2 separate regions of the Homo sapiens genome follow, and region 1 is linked to region 2. A link is an interaction called in ENCODE POLR2A ChIA-PET data of the cell type or tissue named here. Cell type or tissue: A673. All regions are shown on one strand. Links, peaks and the distances in the headings refer to the core of each region. The heading gives the core; the rest is flanking DNA.

Region 1 (8,329 bases), core at 271-8,270, 230 kb after region 2:
CTGCAGCCTGAACCTCCCCGACTGAAGCGATTCTCCCACTTCAGCCTCCCGAGTTAGCTGGGACCACAGGCGCGTGCCACCACACCTGGCTAAATTAAAAAAAAAATTTTTAGTAGAGACAGGGTTTCACCATTTTGCCCGGGCTGGTCTCAAACTCCTGGCCTCAGGCGATCCACCCATCACAACCTCCCAAAATGCTGGGATTACAGATGTGTCACTGCCCCGGCCTAAACAATTTTATTTTGATAAAGGTATGCATAGACATGATAGAAAATACGAAACCAAGTGCAGTGGCTCACGCTTGTAATCCCAGCTACTCCAGAGACCCAGGCGGGAGGAGCGCTTGAGGCTAGGATTTCGAGGTCAGCCTCAGAAACATAGTAGTTGCCAGCAAACGAACAGTACATAGAAAAAGTAGGCTGGGCGCAGCGACTCAGGCCTGAGATCCCAGCACTCTGGGAGGCCGAGACCAGGTGGATCGCTTGAGTCCAGGAGTTGGAGACCAGCCTGGGCAACATGGCGAAACCCCATCTCTACAAAAAATACAAAATTTGGCCAGGCAAGGTGGCTCACGCCTGTAATACCAACACTTTGGGAGGCTGAGGCAGGTGGATCACCTGAGGTCAAGAGTTGGAGACCAGCCTGGCCAACGTGGTAAAACGCTGTTTCTACTAAAAACACAAAAATTAGCCAGGTGTGGTGGCAGGTGCCTGTAATCCCAGCTACTTGGGAGGCTAAGGCAGGAGAATCACTTGAGCCTGGAGGCAGAGGTTGCAGTGAGCTGAGGTGGTGCCACTGCACTCCAGCCTGGGTGACAGAGTGAGACTCCATCTCAAAAAATAGATTAATTAATTAAAATTAAAATCAGGTGCACTCCCCAGCAGGTCCCCTCCAGCAATGGATGGATAGTTAATGTTGTTTACAACATTTCTTCTATTCTGTCTTGCCCAACAACTTTGCCCATCTTGAAGGTCATACAAGGAATGATAAAGGGATGATAATCATGTTTGGAGAGGGCACAACCCTGAGAGAGGTAACTGGGGTATGAGAAGCAATGCTCTGGTGGCACACGCCTATAATCCCAGCTACTCGGGAGGCTGAGGCAGGAGAATTACTTGACCCTGGGAGGCGGAGGTTGCAGTGAGCTGATAACACGCCTCTGAACTCCAGCCTGGGGAACAGAACGAGACTCTGTCTCAAAAAACAAAATGAAACAAAACAAAACACAAAAAAACCAGAGAAGCAATGCTCAATATTCAACCATTTCTTTAAAAAAAGAAGGGAAAAAAAATCATGTTTGTCTTATTGTCTAGTACTGTATTGTCTGGTATTGCCTAGTATTTCTAGGGGTTGGAAAAATATTAACATTTAATCTTCACAACTAATAGGTGAGGTGGGCATTGTCCCCACTTTCTTAGGTAACAAAAGAGACACACTGCTAAAAAGCAGGGAGGGAAACCCAGGTGTTCTGGCCCCACCCAGAGGACACTCTGCTGTGCTCCACACTGCCTCTCATGGGGGGCTGGGATAGAGAGGAAGACAGGTGTGCAGGCCTGGTCCTGTTCTGAGGACTCTGCTGAACCGGATCCTATGAGGTGGGTACTGTTACCATCTTCACTTTATAGGCAGGGAGACTGAGGCATAGGCCAGTGAGGACGTGCCCAGGTCACATCACTAACAAGTGGTACAGCCTGGATTGAAACCCAGGCAGTTGGGCCCAGGGGGAAAGAAGTCCCAGAAGGGTCCTTCAGTTGTAAAACGTCACTGGGGGGATGGGAAGAACAGTAGAGAAGCAAGGGCTTGGTAGGCAATTGGGGGATGAGGTTGGCTTTTGAGCAGTTTTTGAGCAGTTTGAGGTGTACACAGTGGATCCAGCTGCTGCCTAGCAGGCATTGGGGTTGTTTTTTTTTGTTTTGTTTTATTTGGTTTTTTTTTTTTGACAGAGTCTTACTCTGTTGCCCAGGCTGGAGTGCAGTGGCATGATCTTGGCTCACTGCAACCTCTCCTTCCCGGGTTCAAGTGATTCTCCTGCCTCAGCCTCCCGAATAACTGGGACTACAGGCATGCGCCACCACACCTGGCTAATTTTTATATTTTTAGTAGAGACGGGGTTTCACCATGTTGGCCAGGCTGGTCTCAAACTCAAACTCAGGTGATCTGCCCAGCTTGGCCTCCCAAAGTACTGGGATTACAGGCGTGAGCCACCATGCCCGGCCTGACTTGTTAATTGCAAGTCTGTCGTTCAGCAGGACTGAAGCCAGAACACTAATTCCCAAACTCCCTTCATTACAGAGTATTTTTTTCCACAGGTTATTTTGTAAACTCTAATATATGACTTGTAAACTGGACATGAACAAGAATTTGTGATATAGCCTCTTTACCAGGATTGAAGAAGATAGAAAGAAAAAAATCTTGGACAAATTAATTGCAGGAAGAAATGATCAAATTTTGGCTTACATATTTTGCAACAGTGGTATAACACAAAGAAGTAAGCAAATATGGCAGAAGTGTGGTGGCTTTGGCGTCTACTTTTGACCATAGTGGTGGCCCTGTTATTCGTGGCTCCCGGGGTTCCTACACATCCTTCCCGATGGAAGAAGGGGTTGGCCAAAAAGGTCAGCCAGCTGATGGGTTGGACCAAGAAAGACAGAGTGATAAGAATGAGTGACACCATGTTCTATCATTTTGTATTAGATGCACCAAAAAACTATTCTGTTATTGTGATGCTTACTGCTGCTCTCCACGCGTTCAGTTCATGTGTCATGTGCAAAGGTGCTGCTGAAGAATTTCAGATCTTGGCAAATTCCTATCAACGCCCTGGTGCATTCACCACAAAGGTATTTTTTGCAATGGTGGATTATGATGAAAGCCCTGAGGTCTTTGAAGCGCTCCAGGTAACGTCAGTTCCGAGTTTCTTCCACTTTTCTGCCCAATGGAAATTTACAACAGATGACATTTATAATTTGAGAGGAAGGGATATTGTTGCTGACCAAATGGCTGAATGGGTAGCAGAAAGAACACATGTCAGCGTCAGAATCAGACAGCCTACAAATAAATTATCATGGTCTCCTCAAGCCAGGGATACTTCTGGCTCTCATTGGTGGACTTGGGTATTTCTTGAAATGGAATAGGAAATCTATTTCTTGCAGAATTTTGTGCGAAGTTTTAACTCTGTGCTTTGTGATTGTGATGACGTCTGGTCAAATGTGGACTTATATAAGAGGAGAACCATATGTCCAAAGGGACCCTCACACAGGACATAAACATTATATCAGTAAATTTAGTCAGGCTCAGTTTGCAGCAGAAACATTCATTATTTCCCTGTTTAATATGTGTGTTAGCCTGGGAATGGTGCTGTTAGACAAGGCTGCCACCTCTACGATGAACATCAGAAAGAGAAAGATGATGTGTCTGGCTGGTATGTGTCTTGTTGCCATATTCTTCAGTCGGCTGCTTTCCCTCTTTAGATTTAAAGTACCTGACTATCCATACAGCTTTGTCTGGGATTAAAAAGGATCCTACAGACATAGACAATGAAGCAAGAAATTTGAAAAAAAAAATGTGAAGCAGAAAAATGCAAACTCATAGCTTTTTAAAGTAATTGAGATTTCACCAAAAGAGACCATAAGTGCTTTAAGTGCTTTCAAAATCTGTCAAGTATTATGGTATGTATCTTCTCTGTTCTTAATTTTTCTCCCCGAGTGTTATAGATTACCTCAAGTCCAATTATTAAAATCTTTAGAGAGTACAACTTTCATCGAATCAGAACAATGTTTTACAATGTTTAAAAGTACCTTAGTTAATATTAATATTTGGTCAGCTGATCTTATTCTAATATGAAAAATAATCTTTTTTCTTTTCTTTTTTTTTTTTTTTTTTTTGAGATGGAGTCTCACTCTATTGCCCAGGCTGGAGTGCAGTGGTGCAATCTTGGCTCACTGCAAGCTCCGCCTCCTGGGTTCACGCCATTCTCCTGCCTCAGCCTCCCAAAAAGCGGGGACTACAGGCGCCTGCCACCAGGCCTGGATAATTTTTTTGTATTTTTAGTAGAAATGGGGTTTCACCATGTTAGCCAGGATGGTCTTGATCTCCTGACCTCATGATCCGCCCACCTCGGCCTCCCAAAGTGCTGGGATTACAGGCGTGAGCCACTGCGCCCAGCCAAAAAATAATCTTTTTTCTTTTTCTTTTGAGGCAAGGTCTCCCTCTGTTGCTCAGACTGGAGATCAGTGACACAATCTCAGCTCACTGCAACCTCCGCCTCCTGGGTTCAAGCGATTCTCCTGCCTCAGCCTCTTGAGTAGCCGGGACTACAGGCGTGTGCCACTACGCCCGGCTACCTTTTTGTATTTTTAGTAAGGACGGGGTTTTGCCATGTTGGCCAGGCTGGTCTTGAACTCCTGATCTCAAGTGATCCACCCCTTTGACCTCCCAAAGTGCTGGGATTACAGACATTAGCCACAGTGCCCGGCCGAAAAATAATATCTTGACAAGGTATTCCCACACCTGGCCACTGAAGATAATTATTATCCCTCTATGGCAGTGTACATTTGCAGTCTGTTTTGTGGGCAGTGTACATTTGCAGTTGTATTATCTTGTCCCCTGAAGTTTAAATACCTATGTTTAGAGTACACTTCCAAAGCTCAGAGGCAAATACATACTTCTTAGTACTACTACATATCCGTCTCTCCTATTGGAATACACTAGTATGTTTCTTTTTGTTTTTTTCTTTTACCGTGCTTTTTTTTTTTTTTTTTTTCTTAAGACGGAGTTTCACTCTGTCCCCCAGGCTGGAGTGCAGTGAGTGGCATGATCTCGGCTCACTGCAACCTCCGCCTCCCAGGTTCAAGTGATTCTCCCACCTCAGCTTCCCAAGTAGCTGGGATTACAGGCACACGCCACCAAGCCCAGCTAATTTTTGTATTTTTAGTAGAGATGGGGTTTCGCCATGTTGGCCCGGCTGGTGTTGAACTCCTGACCTCAGGTGATCCGCCCGCCTCAGCCTCCCAAAGTGCTGGGATTACAGACGTGAGCCACTGCGCCTGGCTCTTTTACTACGCTTCCTGATAGTTGTAGAAATTACAAACCAGTTAAACACCAGATTACAATTTATCTTTGATTATTAACTACCTTTTATCTGGAAATATTTCAGATATGTTATCTTTTCTTATTTTTCTTTCATGGAGCCAATCTCTAACAAAATAGTATTTCCTATTTCTGTGTTGACTTTGTTGACTTGAGGTTGTTTTCCATTTACTTTAAATCTAAGAGAAAAATAGGTATAAAGACAATTGAGAAGATAAATAATAATTTCATTCACCCATTCTATTTAGGAGCCTGCTAAAATATCAAGTCATTTCCAAAATGGAGAAATACAAAGCTGAACACCCTAATAGTATTTTTGTAATTTTAGTAAAATCTGTTCCATTTCAGCCTTTCTTCCCTCTTAGTGGAAAAACAAAGTACAAATTTAAAGACGTTTTCCCCCTTTATCCTCCTTCTGTCATATGTAAAGTCCTAAACATCTTACTAACATACTTGGCAAATTATAGCAAAGATTTAAGTGGAGGATTTTTTTGTTGTTGTTATTTATTTATTGAGATAGAGTCTTGCTCTGTGGCCCAGCCTGGAGTGCAGCGGTGTGATCTCGGGTCACTGCAACCCCTGCCTTTGCCTTCAAGCGATTCTCCTGCCTCAGCCTCCCGAGTAGCTGGGATTACAGGCGACCGCCACCACGCCCAACTAATTTTTGTATATTTAGTAGAGACGGGGTTTCACCATGTTGACCAGGCTGGTCTTGAACTTCTGACCTCAGGTGATCCACCCGCCTCGGCCTCCCAGTGTTGGGATTACAGGCGTGAGCCACCGTGCCCGGCCCTGGCCTGTTGTTATTTTTAAGACAGAGTCTCACTGTGTTGTTGCCCAGGCTGCAGTGCAGTGGTGTGATCTTGGCTCACTGCAACCTGTCTCCAGGGCTCAAACAATTCTCCTGCCTCAGCCTCCCTAGTAGCCGAGATTACAAGTGTGCACCAACACGCCCGGCGAATTTTTTTGTATTTTTAGTAGAGATAGGTTTCACCATGTTGGCCAGGCTGGTCTCGAACTCCTGGCCTTAAGTGATCTGCGTGCCTCGGCCTCCCAAAGTGCTGGAATTATGAGCCACTGTGCCCGACCTGAGGTTTGTTATTAAATCAAACTCCACCCTTCTCTCTGGAAACTGCCATTTTAAGAAATGTGAGAACTGTCCACGTGAAAATGTTTTTCAAGCAACAACAATATAATGTCACATTAGAAGGATTCTGTCTTAAATTGGGACTGGCTTGGCTATTTACAGTCAAGTAACCCTCTTTCAAGGTCTGGTAGAAGATTTGAAGGTTTTATGTGAGTGTTTGCCAAGGGAGTTGAGTTTAATTATTATTATTTTTAATATTTTTATTAAAATATTAATATTTTTATTAAAATATTAATAATATTTTTAGCAGGAGGTGACTGGGAATAGTTGACCTCTCTCACAGACATTTTTTGTTGTTCATTACTCCATAGGAAATTGCTTAACTTTGACCTTTTTTCCAGCTTGCTTTTCTGCTGGTCCTGTACTTGTCTCAGGCCAAAGAAATTCATGCTGAGATTGTCAAGGCCGAGATTTGGGTGAGGCTAACTCATTTTGCATAGCATACTAGTCAGAGAAATAACGGCCCACTTCAACTACACGGCTGCAGATGATTTGCTCTGGAGGTTAAAACAATGATTCCTACCACCCCATCTGCCCTTCTTATCTTCAAAACCCACTCTTTTTCCATAAGAAAGAAAAGTCTTCAGGGTAAAATAAATGGCAAGTAACTTTGCTGCATTCAGTAAAGTGATATACTTTTGTGCAGATTTTCAGATTAATATCTAAAGAATCTTAGACAACAGTAATAGTTTTATGAATGGTCTAGATAGCACCTATGAATATGTATTTTTAAATACGATTCAAAGGGATACCACAGATGGCAAACTTTCATAGTCTAAAATCTTTATACAAGCACAAATATAAATTGGAAAAAATTAAGATTAAACTTACAAAACAAAATATAAAAAGATGGTTAATCTTTTTTTTTTTTTTTAAACAGAGTCTCGCTGTGTCGCCGAGGCTGGAGTGCAGTGGTGCGATCTTGGCTCACTGCAACCTCTGCCTTCTCGAGACTGCCTCAGGCAACATGGTGAAACCCTGTCTCTACAAAAACTACAAAAAGCAATTCTCCTGCCTCGGCCTCCTGAGTAGCTGGGACTACAGGTGTGCACCACCACGCTTGGCTAATTTTTTTTCTTTTTTCTTTTTCTTTTCTTTTTTTTTTTTTGAGACTGAGTCTCGCTCTGTTGCCCAGGCTGGAGTACAGTGGCGGGATCTCGGCTCACTGCAAACTCCACCTCCTGGGTTCATGCCATTCTCCTGCCTCAGCCTCCCGAGTAGCTGGGACTACAGGTGCCTACCACCACGCCCGGCTAATTTTTTTGTATTTTCAGTAGAGACGGGGTTTCACCGTGTTAGCCAGGATGATCTCGATCTCCTGACCTCGTGATCCGCCTGCTTCGGCCTCCCAAAGTGCTGGGATTACAGGCGTGAGCCACTGTGCCCGGCCATTTTTATATTTTTAGTAGAGACAATACAAATACATTTTTGTATTTTTATACAAATATAATTATACAAATACATTTTTGTATTTTTAGTAGAGACAGGGTTTCACCACGTTGCCCAGGTTGGTCTCGAACTCCTGACCTCAGGTGATCCACCCGCCTTGGCCTCCCAAGTGCTGGGATTACAGGTGTGAGCCACGACGCCTGGCCAGTTAATCTTAATTTTACATGTGTATAAAATACATGTGAAAACCATCTGAATGCTGGTGCTGACTGAAATCCTGTCTGGTGCAGCATCAGACCATTCCTATGGTTTTTTTTTTTTTATTTTTGCTTTGGAATATAATATGCAAATTCTATTTAGCAACATAGTTACAGTAAAGGAAGAGTAATATTATACATTTAATAGTTTCAAGTGCTTTTGTTTTGTTTTTGACACTGGGTCTCACTCTGTCACCCAGGCTTAAGTGTAGTGGCACATGCAGCCTCCATGTCCTGGGCTCAAGTGCTCAAGTGATCCTCCCACCTCAGTCTCCCATGTAGCTGGGACTACAGGAGCATGTCGCCATGCCTGGCTAATTTTTGTAGTTTTTGTAGAGACGGGGTTTCACCATGTTGTCTGGGGTGGTCTCGAACTCCTGGACTCAAACAATCCACCCACCTTGGCCTCCCAAAGTGCTGGGATTACAGGCATGAGCCACCATGCCCAGCC
Region 2 (8,323 bases), core at 324-8,323:
CAGCCTGGGCAACACAGTGAGACCCCATCTCTACAAAAAGATTAAAAGATTAGCTGCACATGGTGGCTTGTACCTGTAGTACCAGCTACAAGAGAGGCTGAGGTGAAAGAATCGCTTAAGCCCAGGAGGTTGAAGCTGCAATGAGCTACAATTGCCACTGTACTCTAACCAGGGCAACAAAGACCCAATGACCCTTTCTCAAAAAAAAAAGAAACCCCCCAAATTGTATAAAACTCACATGTAGAAAATAATAAATGATGCTGGAACAACTCATTGTCCATAGGGAAAAAGGTATAATTGTATCACTCATTAAAATCACTACTACATGAATAAAAGCACTAATATAAAAAGCAACATTTTAAAGGTTTTAGGCCGGGCACGATGGCTCATGCCTGTAATCCCAGCACTTTGGGAGGCCAAGGCGGGCGGATCGTGAGGTCAGGAGATTGAGACCATCCTGGCTAACACGGTGAAACCCCATCTCTACTAAAAATACAAAAAATTAGCTGGGCGTGATGGCAGGCGCCTGTAGTCCCAGCTACTCGGGAGGCTGAGGCAGGAGAATGGCGTGAACCCGGGAGGCAGAGCTTGCAGTGAGCCCAGATTGCGCCACTGCATTCCAGCCTGGGCGACAGTGCAGACTCCGTCTAAAAACAATCAAACAAACAAACAAACAATAACAACAAAAAACAGCAAATCTCAGCCAGGCACGGTGGCTCACGCTTGTAATCCTAGCACTTTGGGAGGCCAAGGCAAGCGGATTGCCTGAGCTCAGGAGTTCAAGACCAGCCTGGGCAACACAGTGAAACCCCGTTTCTACTAAAATACAAAATATTAGCCGGGCATGGTGGTGGGTGCCTGTAGTCCCAGCTACTTGGGAGGCAGAGGCAGGAGAATCGCTTGAACCTGGGAGGCAGAGGTTGCAGTGAGGGGAGACTGTGCCACTGCACTCCAGCCTGGGCAACAGAGAGAGACTCTGTCTCCATAAAAAAAAAAAAACAAACAAACCAAAAAAAACAGCAAGTCTCAGAAGACTATAAACATGCTACCATTTTTATGAAGCTCAAAAACAAAAATGAATTTAGTGATACAGTGTTTAGACACATACTTTTGTAAGAAAACTTAAAAACTTGGGGGAACCATAAACATAAAATTGAAGACAGTGGTTACCTTTGGGGTGAGGGAAGTGGTAGAATAGGAAAGAGGAGGAGGACACAAACAACAGGCAATGTTCTAGTCCTTAGGTTTAGGTGACATACCATGGGTGTTCGTGGGTGTTAATTTTTTTTTTTTTTTTGAGACAGAGTCTCACTCTCACCTACGCTGGCATACAGTGGCATGATCTCAGCTCACTGCAACCTCCCCCTCCCTGGTTCAAGTGATTCTCCTGCCTCAGCCTCCCAAATAGCTGGGATTACAGGCATGCCTACCACGCCTGGCTAATTTTTGTATTTTTATAGTAGAGACAAGGTTTTGCCATGTTGGCCAGGCTGGTCTTGAACTCCTAACCTCAGGTGATCCACTTGACTTGGCCTCCCAAAGTGCTGAGATTACAGGCATGAACCACTGTGCCTGGCCCGTGGGTGTTAAATTTTATAACATATGTGTTATATATACTTTTGACATGTATCAAATATTACATTAAAAGATAAATAAGGCTGGGCGCAGTGGCTCACGCTTGTAGTCCCAGCACTTTGGGAGGCTGAGGCGGGTGGATCACGAGGTCAGGAGATTGAGACCATCCTGGCTAACATGGTGAAACCCCGTCTCTATTAAAAATACAAAAAATTAGCTGAGCGTGGTGGCGGGCGCCTGTAGTCCCAGCTACTTGGGAGGCTGAGGCAGAAGAATGGTGTGAACCCAGGAGGTGGAGCTTGCAGTGAGCCGAGATTGAGCCACTGCACTCCAGTCTGGGCGACAGAGTGAGACTCCGTCTCAAAAAAATAAATAAAAAAAGATAAATAAAAAGACATCCCACAGACACACAGAGAGCTATTCACTGACACATAAGACACATGAACATACACAGTCTTATATATGAACAGACATATTCATATGTTTCCTTACAAAATGAAACAAATCTATACCCACCAATAGCCACATTCTCAAGACACACAGAGCAACACTGACATATTAACACACACACAAACTGACCCACACATTGATTCACGTACATTCCTACCCAGCTTTTGACCCACAGGTGAGGGGGCTCCTATAGGGGCATACTGGACCACTGGGGTGCTGTGGGTGTTTATAAGCAACTGGACTGGTGGGTCTCCCAGAGAACACCCCCCAATCCCAGGCTCCCCGGGCACTCACCTGATTCCCGAGATACCACTTTCCGTGGGACCAGCTTCTTGATCTATGCCGAAAAGAAGTAAAGGTTGAGCATCCTTAATCTAAAAATCAGAAATCCAAAATGCAGGCCAGGCGTGGTGGCTCACACCTATAATCCCAGCACTTTGGGAGTGGATCACTTGAGGACAGAAGTTCGAGACCAGCTTGGCCAACATGGCAAAATCCCGTCTCTACTAAAAATACAAAAATTAGCTGGATGTGGTGGCATGCACGTGTAATCCCAGCTACTCTGGAGGCTGAGGCAGGAGAGTCGCTTGAACCTGAGAGGGGGAGGTTGCAGTGAGTGGCGATCCTGCCGCTGCACTCTAGTCTGTGCAATAGAGCGAGACTCTGTCTTCAAGAAAAAAAAAAAAAAAATCTAAAATGCTCCAAAATCTGAAACTTTCTGAGTACCAACATAACGCCTTAAGTGGAAAATTCCACACCTGACCTAACTCATGTGACAGGTCTCAGTCAAAATTTGTTTCATGCACAAAATTATTAAAACTACTGCACAAAATCACCTTCAGGCTATGGCTTAAGGTGTATATGAAACATAAATGAATTTCGTGTTTAGGTTGGGGTCCCATTCCCAAGCTATCTTTTTTTTTTTTTCTTTTTGAGATAGAGTCTTGCTCTTGTTGCCTAGGCTGGAGTGCAATGGCACAATCTCGGCTCACTGCAACCTCCGCCTCCTGAGTAGCTGGGATTACACATGCATGCCACCACGCCCAGCTAATTTTTGTATTTTTAGTAAAGATGGGGTTTCACCATGTTGGCCAGGCTAGTCTTGAACTCCTGACTTTGTGATCCACCCGCCTCGGCCTCCCAAAAGTGCTGGGATTACAGGCGTGAGCCACCGTACCCGGCAGCTATCTCATGTATATGCAAAAATTCCCAAATCCGAAACACTTCTGGTCCCAAGCCTTTTGGATAAGCGATACTCAACCGGTATTAGAATCCAAAAGGAGCCCCCACATGTCTAGGTCCACCCTCATTTAGTGACCCTCCAGCTAGGTCCGGAGAGTGCCCATGATCCCCACCTTTGTCCAAAATAGCCTGCCCCTGCCACCTGAGTGTCTTGGCTCTGTACTCACTGGGGGTGGTGGGAGTACAAAGTTGTCTGGAAAAACTCCTCTTCGTCCTTGACACTCTCCTTCCCACCAGCCCTTATCCTCTGTGGTCTGGAAAAGAAACACGCCAGTGGGGAGGTGAGCCAGGTCCCCCAAGGTCCTTTCCGGGGTCCCACTCCTTCTTATGGATATAATTTCAACGTTTATTTTAGATTCAGGGGGTACATGTGCAGGTCTACCCTTTCTCAACACCGGCTTCCCTGGGCCCCCCCACCCTGTTCGTCTCACACCTTGCTGAGTACTTTTACCACGTCCCCCCTCCGCAGCGCCAACTCGTCTGGGGCCTCAGGCTGGTAGTCAAACAGGACCCTGTAGACCTCAGGGTGGGAGACTGGGAAGAGGTCAGTCCACTGTCCTCTGAAGCCAAGCCTCCCCCATCCATCAGCAGCCCCCACCTCCATCAGCCTAGCTGGCCCACCAAGTCACAACCTTGGGAGTGGCTGAGGGAGTGGGGGACCCTTTGGATGGGTGCTCACCTGTCTGCAGGTAGTCTGGAGGGCTGTCATAGGCCAGGCTGCTCAGCTAGTGGGGGAAGGGGCAGGGAGGAACTAGATGAGCCTCCAACCACCCCAAGAGGAACTCACCACCTCTGTGCCTACTCTGAGCCAACTTACCTTGGGAGGCCGCTGGGGACCAGGGCTGACTGAAGGCATGTCTGGGTTACCAAGGCCTAGTGGGGGACAGTGAGGTTAGGGAGGGTGCTAATTCACAGGTTAGGTCATGGGAGAGGGTCAGAGGGGTCACAGGGTCAGGATATGTGAATCACAGGCTCATGCCACTGGGAGGGTCATTGGAGATTGCGAGTCACAGGGTCACAGAGTCGAGGTCTCACTTGGGGGCCCACTGTCCAGCAATTCCACAAAGTTGGATGGGAAGGCTCCCAGCTGCCCGTTCTTCTTCCCCAGCCACCAGCCGTCCTCAATCTGGGGAGAGGGGAGGACGCAGAGGCGTCTGGTTCTGCCCCAAGAGTCCCTAGGATAATCTGCCACCCTTGGTTCTGCCCAAGCGCCCCTTCCTCCCTCCTTCCCTCCCGCGCTTCCCCGTATCTGCACCGTCGCCATTCCCACCGTCCACACCCTCACTTCCCACCCCGCTCACTAGGGAGGCGCGTTCCATCATCCTCCCCCAAACGGTCCCATCACCTCACCCCTCACCTCCTTTATCATTTCCACGATCTCCCCAGCTTGCAGCTTCAGCTCGTCCGCCTGCTCTGGGCTGTAGCTGAAGTTCACTTTGCACCATCTTTGGGGCCTCGGGTGTTTGGCAGGATGACCTAGCACCGGACAAGCGCGGCTGAGCTCCAGTCGGACGCCCCAGTCAGAGGAGCTGGGGGAAGCGCAAGGCGCGCACGTAGCCTTTGGTCCCTCCAGCCCCGCCCCAGGGCGGAGCATTGCACTCGAGAACCAATCACAGACCGCAGGGCGGCCCCGAGGTCCCGCCCAGAGCCGCGCCCGTCACTAAGAGCCGGAGACGCCGGGGTCGCACTGGCTCCGTGCACCCGCCCACCGGCGCCCGTCCCCGCCCTTGCGCTCACCTCGGCGGCGCGCACAGCGCGGCCTCCGCGCCTCTCCGGAGCCCCGCAGGGTCTCTGGGATCTCCTGGGAATCAGGGCACGGGGAAGGCGCTCTCAGCTCCCGGGGGGCGCGCGCTGAGACCCCACAGCCCGCCCCTGGCTCGGCCTCACCTGCACCAGGCGCTCGGGGAAGAGGCCATAGCGGCCCCCAAACTCTCCGCGAAGCCAGCCCCGCGCGGGCACCCAGCGCACCTGCCGGACCACGTCCCCGGGCGCCAGACTCAGCTCGTCCTCCTTCTGCGCGCGGTATCCGGCCAGGACGAGGACTTCTGCGGGCGGAAGACGGGGCCGGCGTGCGGCTCAGAAAGGCCCAGCCGGGCAGCCTGGCTAGGGCGGGCGTGTCCCCAAGCACCGTAGAGGGCAGCGGGGGTCGGGGGGTGGTGTGGGCTCTTGCTATGTCCACGGTTGCAGAGAGAGGCCACCTCAAAGCCTCCGCACTTACCCATGGTTTCCGGGGCGCCCTCCAGAGCCTGGCAGCTCCCTCTGACGGCCGAGTACTGGGCCCGCGCAGGGTGCGACCTGAGGCAAGACAGTAGGGTAAAGGAGGCGTAGCCGCCAGCCGATAGGTCGGGCCAGGTGCTGGGAGTGGGTGTGGAGAGGGGGCGGCCCGGCTCAGCAGGTCCGGCCCCCAACCCCGGGGTGAGGAGGACTCCAGGGTCTCTGGCCTGTGCAGCGGTCACAGCTCCGTCACAGGTTCTTCCGCCCACCTAAATTTTAGGCCAGCCGCCTCTCCCTTTCCCTCAGCTTTTGCCCGGAGGCTCCCAGCTACAATTTGCACAGAGCCTTTCCAGGCCCACCCTTCCCCAGCTCACAAGCTTTTGGCTTGAGGGGAAAAGGTGGGGAGAGGCACATACCAGGGTGGGGCCCCCCAGCAAGTAGCAACCGCTCTAAACCGGCCTTGAGTGAATGAAGTGGCTGCCCTTGTACCAGCAATAGCTTTGAGTGGACACTTCCAGTCTGCTTTCCTTCAAGGCGTACTCCTCTCTGGCCCCGTACCCACTCTCTACCCCCATATAGGAAGGACACAGCAAAGACCCCTGCTTTGGGGCCAGAGGTCTAGTTTGGTTTCAGAAAACACCTCCAGGTTTTCCCTGGGAGTTAGGCCGGGAGAATGAATTTTACCAGCTTCCAAGATTTCTGCTCACAGTTGAGTCCCCAGCCGGCAGGAGTCTGAAGGTTAGGGCCCACCCTATGGCCAGTCCATGTGGGATAGGCTCTTTCAGGTAGAAGGCTGAGCCTACTAACCACATCCCTTGATCCCTGCCCCACCACCATGATGAAGGAAGCCAAAGTCCTTGCCTATGACACCAGTGGAAAAAATCTGTTTCTCCTGGGGTGTCCAAGGTACACAATGCTCCTCCCAGGAAGGACTGTGTCTGTCTGGGACTCCAGCAGCCTGCGCAAGGCCCCACAGGCCCTTTGTCTTTCAGGTTTTCTGAAACTGCCGTGGGAAGTTATCTACCACCCTCAACACACACACACACTCAGGATGACAATGAACAGAACCCGTTTACATCTGCCACTTCATTTATTTTATTTGCAGGAGGAGTTGAAACAAATTTTAAGGGAGATTTTCATTTTCCCCCTAAACATGAATCATTCAAGTAAAACCAACTTAACTATAGAAATGTAGCAAAGTAAGGGGAAAGCAGCACAACAACGCAAGAGGCAAAGGCTGGGGGGGAGAGGTGGGTGCAGTCCGCATATAACATATGCATAAATGCCTTATGATTCACCTGCTCAGGACCGCCTCCCCAGAAGGCAAGCACAAGGACCCATTTTAAGAGGATGTTTCCCCCCAAACATCTGAGAATGCTTCAACTTAAACAGCTTAAGGTTAAAAAGACAAAGAAAAAAAAAAAGAAACCCAAAAAAACCCCTGAACCACCCAGCCATAACCACCTTCCTTAATCGATCATAGGAGTTTCTTTTCATTTTATAAAAAGATTAATAAAAAATATTGAAAAAATTTTCTCATATTTGTAAAGATAATAGAATTCATAAGTTTCTTAGAAAACAGACCAGACACTGCCCTCCAGTTTCCACCCCGTTGCTGGGAGGATCAGCAGGACTAGAAAGTTTGGGATACTGGAGCTGCTGGTGGAGAACGGGGAAGTCCAGCCCAGAAGAAATCAGGAAATAGGGCTCAGGGGCACGTGAGGTGTGGTAAGGAGCAACTCCACGTGATACATGGCTGCGCAGAAAAGGGGAACACAAGGTGGTCGGAAAGGCCTTAAACTCCTCCTTGACATACAAAACCGGTTTTTACAAAGATCCAAGCAGTTTGGTCCCAAACTGAGGTGAACACTTCAAAGTTTATTCACATGCTTTTGTTTTCTCTTTCAAGAATCAAAGTTTCCCAAATTAAATGTTTCTAATATTACTACATATGCCTAAAAAAAGAAAAAAAAAAAAAAAAAGGAGGGGGCTTTTAAAATCAGGACAGGGGAAAAGAGATCGAAAATCATCAAATTAGTCATCTTAGCTCCAAATGAAATGAAATTAGAACAAAACTGTTGGTTTCTAATAGGAAACAAAAATCCAAGCATCGCTCTCCCGCCCTACCCCTGCCCCCACCCCACACACCAACAAATGAGAAAAACAGCTAAAGCCCAATGCGTTGTATTCTGCTCAAAAGCTGGGCCTGACCCCTGGGCCCCATGGCCAGCCTCCTCTGTCCAGTGGGAGACAGCGCCAGGGATGCCTCTCGCGGTAGTACAATCTGTGCGGCTGGTGGGGGGTGGGGGTAGGATTTTCAGAATCTTCTTGAGGTTCCTCTGTTAAGCTCCTCACCAGCCATCTTCCCAGCGCCTCTCTCCCCTGGGCAGGAATCCCGTCAAGGGTGGCCCCTACTCGGTTGTGGGCTGTATATTGTCCTTCTCTTCTCGGTTCTCTGTCCCACTCTCGTCGTCTTCAATCTCCCCTTCCTCCCCACTGAACTTGTCATGGGCCCACTTGGGGCTGGTACTTGATTTCCGGAACATGAACCGGCCCCGACCCCGAGGAAAGGCTCCTCGGCCCCGGCCCCGGCTCACCCACTTGTCACTGCCTTCGCCTTCACGGTCATCATGCTGAGGGGAAAGAAAATTGCCATCAGTGCCAGAGTGAACAAGATGTGGCCAGAGCTCTCTTCTCTGCACGCACCCAAATGTGCCTTTCCCAAAAGAACCTGTGCCCTAACCCAGCCTTTTGATCCTTTTCTGCACTTCTCCCTGTCCCCCACTCCAAAAATGCCAGTGGTTCAGATCCATGAGAATATCAGTTGGGTGATTTAGGAATT

Evidence for each region. Peaks named below come from ENCODE experiments on the same cell type or tissue, not always from the same donor. Only the 100,000 strongest peaks of a DNase experiment are listed, where the experiment ranks them.
Region 1: POLR2A ChIA-PET joins it to region 2 with 13 read pairs; 3 of 35 experiments call an interaction of 5 or more read pairs at or near these places.

The regions. Positions count from the first base shown.
Region 1 is chr1:36,075,492-36,083,820 of GRCh38, reverse strand. It overlaps the pseudogene LOC100128093. Among named protein-coding and RNA genes, the nearest start is that of TEKT2, 4.4 kb to the left of the region's middle. In A673, for the core only: no CTCF peak of the experiment used is centred there; no DNase peak of the experiment used is centred there.
Region 2 is chr1:36,303,587-36,311,909 of GRCh38, reverse strand. THRAP3 (thyroid hormone receptor associated protein 3) reads right to left here. Exons shown (of 12, transcript NM_005119.4): 12 at 6,553-8,114. The coding sequence ends at 7,893. SH3D21 (SH3 domain containing 21) reads right to left here and starts at 5,542. Exons shown (of 16, transcript NM_001162530.2): 1 at 5,486-5,542; 2 at 5,155-5,312; 3 at 5,005-5,068; 4 at 4,625-4,743; 5 at 4,303-4,393; 6 at 4,085-4,140; 7 at 3,947-3,992; 8 at 3,701-3,801; 9 at 3,435-3,521; 10 at 2,320-2,362. The coding sequence starts at 5,489. RefSeq lists enhancers at 4,642-4,691, 4,494-5,294 and silencers at 4,792-5,231, 5,452-5,501. In A673, for the core only: no CTCF peak of the experiment used is centred there; a DNase peak (open chromatin) is centred at 4,889; H3K4me3 peaks cover 1,137 bases; H3K27ac peaks cover 725 bases.